Regions from separate parts of the Mus musculus genome. Here region 2 is linked to region 1. Evidence: chromatin loops called from intact Hi-C (ENCODE). Cell type or tissue: left cerebral cortex. All regions are shown on one strand.

Region 1 (2,500 bases):
CTCTTGTGGGGTCAAGGTGGCTCCCATAATGAAGTAATTTATAATTCCATATCTTAACGGAAACGAGGAAAAGGATATGGAAGGGGACACACTGAGAGAACGAGACCCTGAGTGTGGTAGAACCCAGGGAAGAGAAAGCATTTGCAGGTCTCCATCTCCAGGACAGTGTCCAACATGCATTTGACATCTAACCAGCACTGTGATGGAAGACAGAAGGAAGGACATTGGCCTCCAGAACCACCCGAAACACAAAACTGCAAGGCTTTCAGAAAGGCATAGAGAGCAGAAAGGACAAGAACTGAGACATGGTGGCCTCGGGGATGAGAGTCTGCAGGGCTCTCCCAAATCACATTACAGAGTTAGGACTCTAGCCTGGAGGTAATGGAAGGCCCTTGAGGGATTCTAAGAAGATCAGATTTAAAGATCCTCCTGGATGCTGGATGCTAGAGAGGATCTAGTCATGAGAAGCCAAATAGAGTCACCCAGGAAGGAGAGCCCAGCAGCCTGATTCTGTTATAAGCGTTTAGGAAGACACTGATTTCGCCTTTTCGTCACTTTCTCTTGGTTCCTTTGGGAAGCTCTAAAGACATGTGGTTGTACTCTCCATGCCACAGCTGTTTGCGGGTGACAGATGGCACCCAGTTGTGTGCCTAGGAGCTCACGTCTTTTCCCCAGAGTATCTTTACTTTGTTTCTCAGCACAGGAAGGAAATACCATTTTCCCAGCTCTTTCTTTAGAAAAGTCACTCCTCATTTGCTTATGAGAGCTTTTGGTCTCTGGACCATGTTTGGATTCCATGCGTGCATTGTGTTGCACTGCGGTCCAGCTCAAGGGTGGCTCTGCCTTTCTTGGTTTTCTGGAGGCAGTGTACTTTCCTCCTGATGCTTATCTTCAATCCCTTTCTCAGAATGTCTTGCCCATGAACTCTCTAACAGCATCACAATCGGTGCCAAGTGGCGTGTTTCAATAGATTTCTCAAATAGGTCAGATACTGAGCCAAAAAAGACAGGATGCCTCAATACAAAGCCGCACATTTCTGAGAATCCTTTAGTAGCTGTCCTCTGCCCTCGGGATAAAGTACACCACCCTCCTCCCCCGCATCCCGTCCCCGTATCTGTTGTTTTGGACAGCCGGCTTCTGTCTTTACTCCACCTTCTTTAAACCCAAGCAAAGTTTTTTGAGCAAAAGGGTGGACCACTAGAGAACTGGAATGGCAGCTTGAACCAGGGGGAAGAGCTCCCCCTGCTGGCGGGTAGATCCGCTGCACTTTAGTCGTGGTTGTCCTTGTATCTCAAAAAGCATTTAGGTGTGTTTTATAAAGATTTTTCGGGTTAAATCGAATCATGTGTGGAAGTGGGTTTAGGGTGTGTACTTTTAGAAGGAAATCCATGACAAATCCTTTCTGTGACACAAGAAAACCTTTTAAGACAGGGAAATAATCACTTATCATCATCATCTCTTATGTCTCTGATGCTATTGGGGCAGCATGCCGAAGGGGTTCTCCTGGGGTGCTGCTCCTGTTGAGAGCGCTGAGGAAAAGGCACAGTAGCTGAATATGATGCCCAATTCTCGCACGTCTGACATTTCCATACCTTACAAAGGAGGCTTTTTTTTTTTTTTTTTTTTTTTTTTTTTTTTTGGCTTGTGTCTATGAAGTGGTTAGTGCTTCTCATAGCTTGACTGGGGGTGGTGTCAGCAGCCCTGGGCTGGCAGATTCAACAAGACCAACGCACGAATTTGGAAAGAAATCAACTCTTCCTATGGGTCTTGGCTCCAGAATGATCAAGAGGAAGAAAGCAGGAGAGGACAAGAGAAACACCGCCTTCATGAGCAGGGTATCAGCCATATTACCCAAAGGAACTGTGTCGGTCACAGTTAGGGTTGTTTTCCCTCCCTCCAGATGTTGTGTGTTACTGAACCTGTAGTTGGTAAGCACATACATGCCCCCCTTAGCAACGGTCAGTGCCGGCATGATGGCTGGCTTCAGGTGTAGAAGCTACAACTGAGCATGAACACACACACACACACACACACACACACACACACACATACACACACATAGTGTGCTGCTGGAACTACTGTATGATCTCTCACGAAACAGAGACCCAGTCTCATTTTGTAAATGCTTGGTCACATGGTAGGATGAAGCCCACATTCAAGTAGATTTGGCCCAAGCAATAAGATTAGGGGTGTAGGCTTGATCTCTTTGCTGGGAATTTGAATATTTCCATGAGCTCTCAAGTGCAAATCCAGCATATTCTTTGACCTGGAATCCCAGGAAGGTGAGCCCTGAGTAGTTTTCAGACTAGATTTCATGGAGCTCCGAGGTTGAAAGAATCAGCTTGCTCTTTTGTAGTTGGATTGCTTGCAACAAAAAAGGAGTAACCAAGGGGATTCCCACTCACCTGGCCATCTACTGGATCCAGAAACCACTGGACCTGAAAATCGTGCTCACAGCACCTTGAGCTAGGGGCATGAAGGAAAATCTAGAGTAAAAAAA
Region 2 (2,500 bases), 76 kb before region 1:
AGGAATAATTATAATCATGGACTCCTCACAGGTGTGGTGGGCTATGGAAATTTCTGGTGTACCAATAGGACAGTGTTCATATGTTCATAGTAGCTAACCTTGGGCAATTTCTTTTTTTGTTTTTGTTTTTTGTTTTTCTTTCGAGACAGGGTTTCTCTGTATAACTCTGGCTGTCCTGGAATTCACTCTGTAGACCAGGCTGGCCTCAAACTCAGAAAACCGCCTGCCTCTGCCTCCTGAGTGCTGGGATTAAAGGCATGAGCCACCACTGTCCAACCTTGGGCAATTTGGACCTCTTGGTTCTCTCCTGTATTCCTGAATCTCTTTTACAACACACGCACACAAACCAGGTTGCCTACCTACAACCTCAAGCCATTCTGGTAAAGACTGGATTCTTGATAAGGTTAAGTATGGAAGTTTCAGAGTAAGCGTCTAGAGAGAGGTAAATTCTCTTCATAATAGAAAATAAAGAGTTTTCGTTCCCAGATCAATGAGAAGAGGATGCAAATCAGCGGAGGTGAGAGAAAAGAGAACAGAGTGACAAGGCCCCTTGTGGTCAATAACCTAACCATAAGTTTGCACGCAGTCCATCACTACTCACGCAAATGCTTGTTCCTAGATGTTTGTGGAGCCCCAAAACCTGGATCCAATGTCTTAGAAGAATTAATGTGAGGCAGGCAGAGGCAGCGTGTGAGAACACAACCCACAAGTAAAGTATCCGTCCGCTCCCTCCAGGAATCAGCACGAATGTCAGGGAGGGATTGAGGCAACAACAACATATGGTATCAGTAGCTTGGGCCCCTCCACAGTCTCCCCGTCCACACATCTAAGCAGGAATAATTGCTGGGCTCTTCAAAAATCCCTCCCATTTCTACATGGTGCCTTCTTATGATATACCTAGCAGAGCATCTTCAGAGGGGCTGGCTGCTTATGTTGCTGTTTGTGGCTCCAAAGGCACGTGCCATGAGAGAGGCCACCAGGTGAAGGTTTTACTGCCTCCCTGACCCAGCTTCTTAGAAATCCTGTTGAGTCATCTCTAGAGTATCCTACTAGTCAACTCAGTCAAATGGACTCCCCGGGTTCAAGAGGAAAAAGAAGACCCAGCTCCCATCTCCTGATGGAAGAGTTGCAATCCTCTATAATGAGCATGTGGGGTTGCAAATACTGTTGTGGCCATTTTTGGAAAATACAATCTGCCATCAGACATAGCACAGATGCTGAGGGGTGGGGCAGTCCTCAGCTGATAGCTGAGTTACAAACGGGGGGTGGGAGAGCACTGCCATTTTTTTAAGACAAAATATTAACAGAACTAGACTTCAAATCAAACTAAGATCATTTGGAAGAATGCGGATAATGAATGGAGACTTTTATTATAGCAGATTTACCAGAATTGGCTGTGAAAATCATAATGAGAATAAACAAGCTAGAAAGAAAATGTTTCTCTCTTGTTCAAAACTAACTGGATAGGGCCAGCAGTGCTGGAAATTGAACAGGAAAGGTCTGGAAGAGGGCAGGGAGTCAGAGGGTCAGGTCTTGGCTGTTGGCAGGTACTGCACATGAGACACTGCTTAGTGCATGTGGTTGGGGCATGGACTTGAGGGCTGGGTATCTCCTGTTTGACTTCTTGATTCAGCAAGCTTGAGTCAAGGGCTGGCAGATTTGGTGTCTTCTCTTGGAGACTGTCTCCTTAGGGAAGGCCCCTCGGGACAAATGCTCCTTAGGACTGTGCATTCATGGCCTGGCCTCTTCGCATCAGAGACTTTCTCCTGCAGGAAAGTACCTCAGGGCTAGTTCCTCCTGTTCCCATTACTGTGGTTTTCTAGTGAGTCTGCATTGTGAGTTCCTGCAATCAGACCAGGAGTCCCTGACAAGGGACCTGGAGGGACTGTCAGGGCATACAAATTAGAATGTGGGGAATTATCACCTGCCCTTTATCACCATCAAAAGTCTCAGTGTTGAAGCAGGGGAGTAGTCTTAATGTTGAGAGGAATTATGAGATTGTAGTTGGACTCAGAGGGAAAGAAGACCTTGATTAATGGGAGCAGAGTCCTAGTGGTGTACACATTTGAAAATCTGTCCTATTCAGCTTCAGCTGTCTGAACAAGACTGAGGGAGCCCCATCCTCATCACCCAGCCACCTCTCCCTCCTTCTAGATATTCAGGGTTAATATTCTGTGGCCTCTGGAACCCATCTGTTCTTCTGTAAGCCACATCCCATCTCCCACACACCAATTCACTACTGATCGCATGGGTGATATTTTGGCCACTTCTTACTCTGGATTCTTTGAGTTTGAAGCACAATGGGTCAGTGCTGTTTAAATACACTGTTCCATGATGCTCTTTCATGAACTCCTATAATACAAGGCTGCAAAGACCTTAGACTCTAAGGCAAGTCTCTCATTTTATCAATTTGTTTCAAAGGTTAGGACAAGAAGAAGGCTTGCCTGCCAGTCTCTCTATCATTGCCTCTACTAGGACTTGCAGTGAGGCCCTCTTTGGG

What was found. Hi-C counts contacts between places; a loop is a spot of excess contacts. Peaks named below come from ENCODE experiments on the same cell type or tissue, not always from the same donor. Only the 100,000 strongest peaks of a DNase experiment are listed, where the experiment ranks them.
Region 2: a loop joins it to region 1, with 2.1 times the contacts of the local background. A loop is called at or near these places in 4 of 42 quality-filtered maps.

The regions. Positions count from the first base shown.
Region 1 is chr15:34,741,972-34,744,471 of GRCm38, reverse strand. No RefSeq gene overlaps it. Among named protein-coding and RNA genes, the nearest start is that of Nipal2, 65 kb to the right of the region's middle. In left cerebral cortex, a CTCF peak has its summit at 1,244 (motif pointing left); a DNase peak (open chromatin) is centred at 1,236.
Region 2 is chr15:34,817,549-34,820,048 of GRCm38, reverse strand. All of the region lies in intron 2 of Gm32970 (a long non-coding RNA gene), which reads left to right. Among named protein-coding and RNA genes, the nearest start is that of Kcns2, 19 kb to the left of the region's middle. In left cerebral cortex, no CTCF peak of the experiment used is centred here; a DNase peak (open chromatin) is centred at 1,080.